2 separate regions of the Homo sapiens genome follow, and region 2 is linked to region 1. Evidence: chromatin loops called from intact Hi-C (ENCODE). Cell type or tissue: mammary epithelial cell. All regions are shown on one strand. Links, peaks and the distances in the headings refer to the core of each region. The heading gives the core; the rest is flanking DNA.

The links. Peaks named below come from ENCODE experiments on the same cell type or tissue, not always from the same donor. Only the 100,000 strongest peaks of a DNase experiment are listed, where the experiment ranks them.
Region 2: a loop joins it to region 1, with 6 times the contacts of the local background. A loop is called at or near these places in 28 of 110 quality-filtered maps.

What each region holds. Positions count from the first base shown.
Region 1 is chr2:41,865,986-41,872,800 of GRCh38, forward strand. It overlaps the pseudogene RNU4-63P. Among named protein-coding and RNA genes, the nearest start is that of LINC01913, 8.2 kb to the right of the region's middle. RefSeq lists a silencer at 3,833-3,932. In mammary epithelial cell, for the core only: CTCF peaks have their summits at 3,917 (motif pointing right) and 5,366 (motif pointing left); no DNase peak of the experiment used is centred there.
Region 2 is chr2:42,325,353-42,332,167 of GRCh38, forward strand. EML4 (EMAP like 4) reads left to right here. Exons shown (of 23, transcript NM_019063.5): 20 at 115-202; 21 at 802-900; 22 at 3,534-3,664; 23 at 4,382-6,815. The coding sequence ends at 4,855. Among named protein-coding and RNA genes, the nearest start is that of COX7A2L, 32 kb to the right of the region's middle. In mammary epithelial cell, for the core only: a CTCF peak has its summit at 3,267 (motif pointing left); no DNase peak of the experiment used is centred there.

The DNA of each region.
Region 1 (6,815 bases), core at 887-5,886:
TTGCACAATAAGAAAAGGTTCTCTGTGTGATCACTTAGCAAACAATTATCCATTTCCTTCTCTTTGTCCCAGATTTAGAGCCTAAAAATTCATCTTTTGTTTGATATTTATTTTGAGATGAAAGAATACTAGATAAAGATGTATTCTCTGATTTGCTAACATGCAGACAAAGTTTTCCCCATATTCGTCCAGTTACTGAAAGGGAACCCTAATCCACATGCTATTATTTTCCATCAGTGGACTTTGTCCTTCATCTATCTCCTTCTTCCCTTCTTCCTCCCACTTAGTCTAGACATGCCTCTTTTAAATGATCGACATGGTTGACAAATTTCCATGTTATTTCTTTGAAAAAGAATTGTTTCTCTTTGTTATATACGTAGAAGAAGATTAAAGTGTACAACTTATCAATGTTTCCTACTGTATTATTTCGTTTTCATGCTGCGGATAAAGACATACGCAAAACTGGGAACAAAAAGAGGTTTAATTGGACTTATAGTTCCACATGGCTGGGGAGGCCTCAGAATCATGGCAAGAGGCAAAAGGCACTTCTTACATGGCAGTCGCAAGAGAAAATGAGGAAAATGCAAAAGCAGAAACCCTTGATAAACCCATCAGATCTGGTGAGACTTATTCACTATAAGGAGAATAGCAGGGGAAAGACCAGCTGCCATGATTCAATTACCTTCCCCTGGCTCCCTCCCACCACACGTGGAAATTCTGGGAGATACAATTCAAGTTGAGATTTGGGTGCGGACACAGCCAAATCATATCACCTACTGAATTGCTATTATTGCATGCAGTTTTTTTTTAGTAGTTATCACATTCCAAGAGGAAACACTGTCACTATTCATAAATTTACCACACACTCAATTTATTTCTCCCATATTTATTCTACTAAATCTTGAATAAGTGACATTAACTTTTTGCCTAATTTTTCTCCCTTGAAAACAAATTGTGTCTAGCTTGAGTTTTGTCTTCCAAATCTCCACATTCTAAATCCTCATCCATCTGCCTATAATGAATAGTACTTATGCTCCCCCCACTTTTTGAGTGTCTCTTTCAAAAAATCTTACCAGAGATACAAAACATTAACACAATGTTTAAACCTGCTGATGTGGAACAAGCATGAACTTTCTGTTCAAACGCACTGCACAGAACGAGCCTCAGTCTTCTCACATTTAAAGCAGTCAGATTCATTAGACTTGAGAGACAGTCTCTGAGTTCCTCTGCTACTCAAATTTTTATTTATCCTTAGTCATTCTCACAGGACAAAGGCTGCAGGAACCTTCTGGTAGAAAGAAACAAAGACAGGAGAAATCAACAGAGACAGAAATGGAACAGTAGCAAAAAGGAAGCTGTCCCAGATCCAGGCAAGAAAGATGTCTCAGCCAGGGCAAGCCCCATCTGGGGAAAGGAGCTCTTGTCCTGTTGGTTCCTCCCAGCCACAAATACCAGCACACGTGTACACTCCACATAGACAAACCCCACTCTGCAGATACACACACACCGCACACATACACAGCATCAACATCCACACAAAGAGCTGGCTATGGCTCCTTCTCTCGAGTTGAGCCTGTATTTGACAACTGTTGAGGAGGCGGAAGCTGGGGGTGGCCAATGAATAAGAAAACAAAAAATGAGCTTTGTGTGAGAGTTCACTGGGATCTTACAAAATGTCTTTTTAATCCTGGAACTATTTTCTGTTGTGTGGGAGGAGAGGAGCAAGGGTGATGCCTGGAGATGGAGGTCTTGAGGAGGACGTGTGCAAGTTCCTAGGGAGGGCAGAAATCAAAAATGAAAGTCAAGGTCGGGTGGATGACACAGGGTAGAGAGCCAGTGAGTCTTCACAGCACCCTGGAGTCAGAAGGATCTGCTGGTTCTGCTCAAGGCTGGGATGCACTTTACCTAGATCCTGGAAAGCAACATAAATCACTGCCTTGACTGGCCACAGCTGACCATGGGGATGGGGGTGATGAGGGCTAAGCTCTGTATTCTATGCACAGCATAGGAGTTCACTCAGCCCCAGCCGCGCAGCTAGTGCCTTCCCTCTGCAAACATTCCACAAATGACCATAAACATCCCACATATGACCATTTCCATTTGAGTTTTTTAACACTTGGGCTCTCAAGGCTTAAGAAATTCTCCACTCTTCAATTTATAAAAGTAAATCACATTTGGGCATTTTACAGAAGGTCAAGAAGTTTTGACACCTACATCAGAGACATACATCTTTCCTTCCCTCCTCTTACTTTTGAAATGATAGCCAAACCCCAGCGGTTTCATTGCCTGGGAGAATGCTGTGCCACACACAACATCTGTAAGTAGTTAATTTTCCAAATGGGAGATGGTCACCACAGATGCAGAACTTTTAAAAATAAACATCAGAAAAATATTACTCCAGCAAAAATGAAAGCCTAGAATCCACGTGAGTGGGTGGGAGGTAGCTGGCGCAAGGTAGATCAAAGCTGCATCCTAGTCTGCCTGGCCATGCAAAAGCAAGAAAAATAGAACCACAGAACTTCAGAGCAAAAAAAAAGAAGGACCTTTGGGGGGTATCCTAGCTCCCATATAATAGGGAAATTAAGGCCTGGGCCAGGAAGTGAGTGCCTATCTGTGTTGGACTGGAGCTCAGGCTGAGAGCTTTCTGCTCTAGAATAAGCCTCATTTTTATTAGGGTATCTTAGCTTTTTCCCTTTTAAGAAAAATAAAAATCCTCTGACTTAACCACGGCCTTTAGCCCCTACATGGGGCCCTTTTGAGGTGGGCGGGGGACTCTGGTCCTGGCCTCCTGAGATGGGTGTATCCCCTACCTACACCCCTCATCATGCATGCCCTGCATCTGGATGGCAAGCCATGAGAACCCAGGACACTGCAGAGGCCAAGGCTAGAGCAAGACTGACAAAGGCCTAAGAGAGGGAACTCCACTTGGGCAGCTACTTCTTATCTATTTTATGGAATGAGGTGGCCAAGCTTGAGAATCTTGTGCCCTGAGACTAAAGAAAGCCTGATCACTGTGACCAGCATGAGTTATAGAGAGGTTGGGGCAGGGCAAGCTGGACATCCAACTGCACCCACATCCTCCCACAACCATTCCTCTCCTGCCTCAACATGAGACTGGTGCCTCTGGACAGGAGCAAAGTGAGGCACAAAGTATGTCCCCTACACACAGACAGGCACAGAATAGGCATTCAGTAAACCATAGTTCAGCCAGGCAGGATGGCTCATGCCTGGAATCCCAGCACTTTGGGAGGCCAAGGCAGGCGGACCACCTAAGGTCAGGAGTTCAAGACCAGCCAGGCCAACATGGCGAAACCCCATCTCTACTAAAAATACAAAAATTAGCCGGGTATAGTGGTGGGCACCTGTAATCCCAGCTACTCAGGAGGCTGGGGCAGGGAGAACTGCTTGAACTCGGAAGGTGGGGGTTGCAGTGATCCGAGATCACACCACTGCACTCCAGCCTGGATGACAGAGTGAGACTCCATCTCAAAATAATAATAAAATAATAAACTGTAGTTGTTTCGGCTTGGAGTGAAATGGAAGAAATATGAGGGACAGATAGCACATTTAAAGGGATCTATTGTTCCAGCCCAGATGAGCCCCTGGACATTCCTGTGTGTTATGCTTTACCAGGTGCCTTATCACTGCTTTATCCATCTCTTCCCTACAGGTGGTTTTCTGCAGGGAGGCTCCAAAAGACAGAAGCTGAGTTCTGCCAGAAGAAAAAGGGAATGGAATATGTAAAAGAAAAGGATAAAAGAAAACTGGGGACAGACAGGCAAGGCTAGTAGGGAAGGGGGAGTGGGGTCTCTGGGGAGAAGAGAATCCTCAACCTGGGAAGAAGGGGAGGCTTGAAAGCAGAGGGGAAAGCTATGGAGGTCTGGAGGGCAGAGGAAATCCCAGATGTGGTGGCCAGCAGGGGTCGCTGATGCCCCACCAACAGCCTTAGGGCTGGGGAAGACTCAAAGGGAGGAAGATTTTCAAAAGCTCAAGTGGGCTTCACTCCCTCCCCTACCCTCCACCGTCCCCTCTGCCCCAGACTCTTCCTTATGGCATTGAGGTCTCTCTTCTAGGGTTCTGGAGGTTCCTTTCCCTGTGATCCTTTTCCTGAAAGTGAGCAAGATAGCCTGGCCAGGCAGCCCTGGGGGTGATGGAGGCAGCAGGTGGGGAGAGGCCTCCTGGATTTGCCCTCCAATGCTGCTCCCATGGGCACCCATGGAAATGGGGGTAGGAGGGCACCTCTGACCACAGGCTGCTGATGGGGTTGGCGCAGGCAGAGGAAGGGAGGGAACTGCTCTTCCTGGCTATCCTTGTCAAATAGCAAATTCAGAGCAGAGCCACAGCGAAGCCTGGAGGTAGAGGAATGCCCCCCGGCCAGCAGTGGTTCAGGGCCGTGCTTAGGAGCACCAAACCTGAGCCTGGGCGCTGCATGCTCCGAGGGCCAATCCCAGCACACACTGTTCCCCCACTGTCTGAGGCCCAGCACCTGTTGTCTAGAATCAGCGTCTACTTGCCTCTAGGCAGACACCCTGACCAATTCTCTACCCTCCTTGGCTTCTCCATTTTCAGTTCTGCTCCTCAGACACCAAAAGCTCCTATCACTACAACCTTCCTCATATTACCTTTTCCAAGATTCTGGCTTAGCCAGTATTAGTTACAGTTCAGGTCAATCAATGTCCTTCAAGAAGAGTTTAGGAAGACCTGTGTGTCCCAAGTCCTAATCACATCTCAGAATGGTTCTGCCACAAACTCTGAGATTCTTTCAAAAAGCATGTATTGATCTGCTCTTGCTTTCCTAGGGCCATAAAAGAGGCAGGCTTATGGAACCAAGTATGTTGCGCCTCTGAGCTAATGGTTCCATCTTTGGAGGCCACTCCTCAGGGTAGTTCTTAACTGACAGATGACCCCCGACATTAGAAGAGATGCCAGCAGAGTCCAGACCTGGGGTAGGACCCTGAGCTGTTTATCCCCAACAGTCAGAAGGAAGGCTGCACTGTCCCAGGGGCACCCAGCCTCCAAATGAGCCTCAAGGAAGGGTCTGGAAGGCCAGACAATACTATGGTCAGATTATGGACTTGGGAATTGCTGCAGATGCCATTGGGGGTAAGGAAGATTAGGAAATTCTGGAACTCAGGAGCTGCCCAGGCAGCCAGACTGCCTCTGACACACCCAGTCCTCATTTGGATTTGAGGAAAGGAGACTTGAGCGCAGGAGAAAGGCACCCAGGAGCCTGTGAGTCGTGCCTAAGCCTCTGGATCCCACATCTGAGGAAACAACTTAATGTAAGCTTTGAGTGGTGCTACCACCGTCGCCTCTGAGGTTTAACCGAGGCGCGATTGTTGCTGATTGAAAACATGAGACCTAATTCCAGCCCCCTCCTCCCTCCAGTGGCAGGCGGAGGCTCCACATCCATTTCCTGCCTTGGTCAGAACTGGCTCCGGAATGGGACAGGGCTGCCTGTGGCTCCAGCTGGGGGAGGCTGAGGTGAATAAAGACAGTGATGGAGAGGGATCCAAGGGAAACCAAGGATGGATGTGAAGAGCTGATGCCACCTGCCACCCATCCAGGTGGAGTCCTCCCAGACTCCAGGCTCATGCCAAGGGAGGGTGTAGGTGGTTGCTAGTGTAAGCTAATCCTGTGTCTGTGATGCCGAAAAAACTATATAAATGCCCATCACCTCTCTGGGGACAGCCCTGCTCCCCAGCCATTCCCTATAAGAAGCTGCCCTTATACAACCACTTTCCCCCAGTCTTGGAGATGGTCAGCTCTGCAGAGCTCACAGAGAAATCAAAGATATATAGGGTGTTATTAGACGGATCCTAGCAAAGGGCAGGTTTAACCAATGCCCTCACATTTTATAACTGAAATTCAGAGCGGTTAAGCAACCTCACAGAACAAGATCTAGTCTGCAACTCTTTGCTTCTTATTTTTTGGGAAAGGGTCTCACTCTGTCATTCAGGCCAGAGTGCAGTAATGCAATGATAGCTCACTGTAACCTCTAACTCCTGTGCTCAAGTGATCCTCCCACCTCAGCCTCCCAAGTAGCTGGGACTACAGGTACATGTCTAGCTAATTTTTTTTTTTTTTAAGAGACATAGTCTCACTATGTTGCCCGGGCTGGTATTGAACTCCTGGCCTGGTCCCCAAGGGATCTTCTCGCCTTGGCCTCCCAAACTACTGGGAATATACACTTGAGCCACCGCACCCAGCCTAGTTTGCAACTCTTGACTCCTGATTCCTGAGTGCTCCTTCTCTGACACCAGAATTTTCCAGAAGGTCTCCGAAAGAGGTCAAGAAATAAGCAGCTCTGATCAAACTATTAAAAAATCAGCTTCAGGCCAGGCACAGTGGCTCATGCCTTTAATCCCAGCACTTTGGAAGGCCGAGGCAGGCAGATCTCTTCAGCTCAGGAGTTCAAGACCAGCCTGGCCAATGTGGTGAAACTCTGTCTCTATTAGAAATACAAAAACTAGCTGGGTATGGTGGCACATGCCTGTAATCCCAGCATGCGCCACCACACCCGGAGTTCTGAGAATTGCTTGAACCCAGGAGGCGGAGGTTGTAGTGAGCTGAGATCATGCCCCTGCACTCCAGCCTGGGCAACACAGCAAGACTCTGTATTTTTTGTTTTAATAAGCTTCAAAATTGTAATAAGTGAGTAGTCAATGTGGCTGTTTGCAGATAAACACACCAACATGTCATTTCATTTAGCATGATCCTGAGGGCCATGCCTCATGGAAAGCCATCCTCACACTTTTCTGTTTCCCCCTCAGTCTACTCCCCTGAGAAATGAAACCACATCCTGGCCTCAGAGG
Region 2 (6,815 bases), core at 752-5,751, 460 kb after region 1:
TCTCCTTTAGAAATTCCAACAAATGTGTATTCAGAAACAGTATTGGCTAGCTGTTGAACTGTTTATCATTCAGAACTCTAAATGCTTTCTAACAATTTATCTGTTATTTTCTAGGGACATTCCAGCTACATCACACACCTTGACTGGTCCCCAGACAACAAGTATATAATGTCTAACTCGGGAGACTATGAAATATTGTACTGTAAGTATGAATGATTTTATATATATATATATATGCTATGATTATATTTATATATATATATATATATATATATATATATATATATGCTAAGATGTGTCTGTCAGGGGCGCTAATGAACAGGCTGCATGGAATCTGAATTGTGCAGAGAATGCTTGCCAACCTCTTTAACCTGACAAAGCATATGTTATGCTGAGCTAAGGTAATGAGAATCTCAAATGTGATTCACTTCTCCAAGAGTAATGAATTAATGTTAATAGTGTAGAACAGAAGGCACATATAGTAATAAGAAATTACTCTGTCAAATTGATGCTGCTCTGAATGGTTTTTCATTTAATTACTTCTCCTGGAGGCAGGGAGGAATATGATAGATGGGCATTTATGCTTTTTAGAGGAAAAAAAAAACTTCCATGGGAAACAGTTTGTAGTTTTATAAACCCTGTTAAAGTGAACACTTTCTTTTCCTTTTTAAATGTGTCTTAATGTTTTTCAGTGTATGGATTATAAATACAAGTAAACGTGGCTAGTTTGAATCAAGATGCACTTTCAAATACATTTGTACACAAGCACTATGATTATACTTCCTGTTTCTAAATTTAAAGGGGACATTCCAAATGGCTGCAAACTAATCAGGAATCGATCGGATTGTAAGGACATTGATTGGACGACATATACCTGTGTGCTAGGATTTCAAGTATTTGGTAAGGAAATGACACCTGATGTAAAGAAGTGGTTTGTGGGTTTTTTATATATAATATTTACTTGCTTAAATTTATAAATGAAAAATAGTCTGTGTATTCTTTAGCTTTATCACTATTAATGTCAGCCTCAGAGAAATTAAATGTATTAGGATTGAACCAACATGGGATTTGTATTTTGCAGAATCAAGCACTTTTGGTCCTTAATATGAAAGACAAGGAATTTACATAGTAGTACAGATTACCTTCCCGTTTTTCTTTAAGTGAAAATTGAAGTTATTAAATTTGGAAAGGCATTTTTAAATAGCTTGAGATACATGCCATACAATTCACCTAAAGTGTAAAATTCAGGCTGGGCGCAGTGGCTCACACCTGTAATTCTAGCACTTTGGGAGGCCGAGGTGGGCAAATCACCTGAGTTCAGGAGTTCGAGACCAGCCTGGCCAACATGGTGAAACCCTGTCTCTGCTAAAAATACAAAAATTAGCTGGGCGTGGTGACGTGCACCTGTAATCCCAGTTACGTGGGAGGCTGAGGCAGGAGAACTGCTTGAACCTGGGAGGCAGAGGCTGCAGTGAGCTGAGATTGTGCCACTGCACTCCAGCCTGGGTGACAGAGTGAGACTCCAGCTCATAAATAAATAAAGTGTAAAATTCAGTGGTTTTTGTATACTTAGTTGTGTGACCATCAAGGTCTAATTTTAGAACATTTTCATTACCCCACAAAGAAACTCTGTACCCATTAACAGTTACCCCATCTCTCTTATCCTCTACCCCACCCCCCAGCAACCACTAATCTGTTATTGATTTGCCTTTTCTGTATAGTTTATATAAGGGGAATCATACAATATTTGATCCACTGAGACTAGCTTCTGTGATTTAGCATAACGTTTTCAAGGTTTATCCACGTTGTAGCATACATCAGTACTTTACTCTTTTTATGGCTGAGTAATATCCCATTGTATGGATAGATGACATTTTGTTAATTCATTCATCAGCTGATGGACACTTGGGCTGTTTCTACTTTTCAGCTATTATGAATACCACTGCTGTGAACAGTCATGTGCAGGTTTTTGTGTAGACATGTTTTCATTTCTCTTGGGTATTTACCTAGGAGTAGAATTGCTGAGTCAAATGGTAACTGTATGTTTACTCTTTTGAGCAACTGCCAGACTGTTTTCCACAGTGACTACATTTACATTTCCACCAGCAGTGTACGAGGGTTCTGGTTCCTCCATGTCCTTGTCAGTGTATTTTATTATTATTTTGCGTGTGGATGTCTAGTTGCCTTACACCACTTGTTGAAATACAAAGGCATTTTTAGGAGAATTATATAAAGATAACTATGTGGGGCTTCTTCCTAATCTGACGTTTTGTAACTTTCTGGAAATCCGACCTCTATGACTGTTTTCTAAGCCTTCCTCAGTATTTAGGTATCCTTCTGAAAGGGTTAGAAGATAGATGGAAAAGTTAAAATAATAAAGCGTTATTTGCAAAGAATTAAAAAGAAGTGTTATGCTCAGGTAATTAAAATACTGGATATGGATGTGGCACCAATACCTAAAGCAATACACAAAAATTAATATTTTCTCTTTAACAATTTATCTCTGCCTTCTGAAAATTGGGTTCTCCAGCCTGATCATAGATCTGAACATTTCTTTATGCTATGTGCATTAGGAAAATAATCCATTATAGGTGGTTGTTCTAAACACAAGTGCTATCAAGACAGAGAAGCCTAATAGGCCAGGAAGGAATTAAAAACAAAATAATTCTGTCCATAAACAATTTCATTATTCTACGTGAAAATGAAGCAGTGACCCATAGCTGGTAGCTTCTGTGGTTATTTTAATGAAGACATTATTTATTTAAATTATTAAGAGAGACCAATTTTAAAGTATTTTGACTTGTTTTTAGCAAATTTACCAAAAACATATTTGTTCTCTAGAGTAGCATTCAACCACAAGTGGCCAACATCTCAACCCTTAAATCTTCCATAGTTTCAATCTAGCCTAATAGAGGTTTGTGAAAATTATGTTCGACATGATCATTAGTGCTGCATAATGATTCAGAATAATTAAATTTGACGTGTCTTATCTTGGGACATAATCTTTCCAGGAAAATTACATGGGATAGCATGCTAAACTAGTGGATGGCCTATGCTTTCTAAAAGAAATAATCTCTCTGAGGTTTTCTTGGAGGTGCTTGCCTGAAAGAAAACCTAGACTCCACTTCGAAGACTTGGTGTTATGGCTTTGTTTTTGAACCTTGTCTATACAAGTAACTGATTCCCTCCATCCAGAAACTTTAAAAAGGAAGAGCTTATTGCTGAGGTGTAAGTCAAGCTGAAAGTAAAATAAATTATTAGCACCACCTGCTGGTTACCATTGAGTACCATTGAGTCTTTAAGTTTTCCATTTTGGGGCTATTTTGGTTTTTTATTAGTTAGATTTTGGACAGGACTTGATTTGAATGAAGAACAGTGTGAGCCACTGAGAAATTTGTAAAGGAAATGTTAACAGCTAAGAGTTTGAACATAGATAAAAGCTAAACAGATTCTAAAATAAAATAAACATATATAGCATCACAGTTATATTTCTTCAGCTAATTTTTCTGCATCCCTGTGTTTCCATATCAAAGGTGTCTGGCCAGAAGGATCTGATGGGACAGATATCAATGCACTGGTGCGATCCCACAATAGAAAGGTGATAGCTGTTGCCGATGACTTTTGTAAAGTCCATCTGTTTCAGTATCCCTGCTCCAAAGCAAAGGTAAACTCACTTTAATAGAAACTAATGTTATAAGGCCTTCTGTCCAGGGATGATTTTGCATCCATAGCAAGAAAATATAGGTTACTGATTCCTCTCCATGATACTCCAGTGCACAGAGGGAGATAAGGGCCATCGGTGAGCATCCATCCAGGCAGTGCTTGTCTTCTCCCCCTTCCTAAGGCTAAGGAGAAGTGAGCTGTAGAAATGACGACCGATGATGTTATTCCTGTTTCTTTATTGTCCGGTTGCTTTTTATTTTGATTTGTTGGCAATTTAAAATCTCTCCTAAATATTTTAAAATATTTTATTTGTTGGATACATATTCAACGTTATAAAACTAATGGAACTGTTTCCCGAATGTCCTGTAATCCTACCAACATAGTAAATGTTCCCCTAACCATTTCAGAAGAATAATTACTAAGCTCTGGCAAGTATACGACCAACATCTAGAAGAGACAGACTTTTAGCTATTTTTTTAAACATATAGTGTGAAAATACAGAGATGTCCAATTCTTCTGTTTCGTTTTTCCTATGTAAAGTGATAATAAAAGGAAATAACGGCTAGCCTTACTCCTGAGATTTGATGACTTCTGGCTTTAAATTGGATTGCCCATTTCACAAGCTGAGTTTACCCCCCTTACGTATCACCTCCATTTCTGAAACAGGCATGTCAAGAATGAGTTTAATTTTCCTGTCTGTCTGATTTATTTCATATAGGCTCCCAGTCACAAGTACAGTGCCCACAGCAGCCATGTCACCAATGTCAGTTTTACTCACAATGACAGTCACCTGATATCAACTGGTGGAAAAGACATGAGCATCATTCAGTGGAAACTTGTGGAAAAGTTATCTTTGCCTCAGAATGAGACTGTAGCGGATACTACTCTAACCAAAGCCCCCGTCTCTTCCACTGAAAGTGTCATCCAATCTAATACTCCCACACCGCCTCCTTCTCAGCCCTTAAATGAGACAGCTGAAGAGGAAAGTAGAATAAGCAGTTCTCCCACACTTCTGGAGAACAGCCTGGAACAAACTGTGGAGCCAAGTGAAGACCACAGCGAGGAGGAGAGTGAAGAGGGCAGCGGAGACCTTGGTGAGCCTCTTTATGAAGAGCCATGCAACGAGATAAGCAAGGAGCAGGCCAAAGCCACCCTTCTGGAGGACCAGCAAGACCCTTCGCCCTCGTCCTAACACCCTGGCTTCAGTGCAACTCTTTTCCTTCAGCTGCATGTGATTTTGTGATAAAGTTCAGGTAACAGGATGGGCAGTGATGGAGAATCACTGTTGATTGAGATTTTGGTTTCCATGTGATTTGTTTTCTTCAATAGTCTTATTTTCAGTCTCTCAAATACAGCCAACTTAAAGTTTTAGTTTGGTGTTTATTGAAAATTAACCAAACTTAATACTAGGAGAAGACTGAATCATTAATGATGTCTCACAAATTACTGTGTACCTAAGTGGTGTGATGTAAATACTGGAAACAAAAACAGCAGTTGCATTGATTTTGAAAACAAACCCCCTTGTTATCTGAACATGTTTTCTTCAGGAACAACCAGAGGTATCACAAACACTGTTACTCATCTACTGGCTCAGACTGTACTACTTTTTTTTTTTTTTTTCCTGAAAAAGAAACCAGAAAAAAATGTACTCTTACTGAGATACCCTCTCACCCCAAATGTGTAATGGAAAATTTTTAATTAAGAAAAACTTCAGTTTTGCCAAGTGCAATGGTGTTGCCTTCTTTAAAAAATGCCGTTTTCTTACACTACCAGTGGATGTCCAGACATGCTCTTAGTCTACTAGAGAGGTGCTGCCTTTTCTAAGTCATAATGAGGAACAGTCCCTTAATTTCTTGTGTGCAACTCTGTTTTATCCTAGAACTAAGAGAGCATTGGTTTGTTAAAGAGCTTTCAATGTATATTAAAACCTTCAATACTCAGAAATGATGGATTCCTCCAAGGAGTCCTTTACTAGCCTAAACATTCTCAAATGTTTGAGATTCAAGTGAATGGAAGGAAAACCACATGCCTTTAAAACTAAACTGTAATAATTACCTGGCTAATTTCAGCTAAGCCTTCATCATAATTTGTTCCCTCAGTAATAGGAGAAATATAAATACAGTAAGTTTAGATTATTGAATTGGTGCTTGAAATTTATTGGTTTTGTTGTAATTTTATACAGATTATATGAGGGATAAGATACTCATCAAATTGCAAATTCTTTTTTTTACAGAAGTGTGGGTAACAGTCACAGCAGTTTTTTTTACCAACAGCATACTTAACAGACTTGCTGTGTAGCAGTTTTTTTCTGGTGGAGTTGCTGTAAGTCTTGTAAGTCTAATGTGGCTATCCTACTCTTTTGGGCAATGCATGTATTATGCATTGGAAAGGTATTTTTTTTAAGTTCTGTTGGCTAGCTATGGTTTTCAGTACATTTCCTACTTTAAGAGTAATTACTGACAAATATGTATTTCCTATATGTTTATACTTTGATTATAAAAAAGTATTTTGTTTTGATTTTTTAACTTGCTGCATTGTTTTGATACTTTCTATTTTTTTGGTCAAATCATGTTTAGAAACTTTGGATGAGTTAAGAAGTCTTAAGTATGCAGGCGTTTACGTGATTGTGCCATTCCAAAGTGCATCAGAACTGTCATTCCCTTCTAATATCTTCTCAGGAGTAATACAAATCAGGTATTTCATCATCATTTGGTAATATGAAAACTCCAGTGAACTCCCAAGGACATTTACAACATTTATATTCACACGCTGTATGGAAGGGTGTGGGTGTGTGTGAAGGGGCGAGTGGAGACACTGTGTGTATCTCTAGATAAGAAGATATGCACCACGTTGAAAATACTCAGTGTAGATCTCTATGTGTATAGGTATCTGTATATCTTTCCTTTTGTTTACAACTGTTAAAAAACCTCAAAATAGTTCTCTTCAAAAGAAGAGAGATTCCAAGCAACCCATCTTTCTTCAGTATGTATGTTCTGTACATACTTATCGGAGCGCGCCAGTAAGTATCAGGCATATATATCTGTCTGTTAGCAATGATTATTACATCATCAGATCAGCATGTGCTATACTCCCTGCAAGAAATATACTGACATGAACAGGCAGTTCTTGGAGAAGAAAGAGCATTTCTTTAA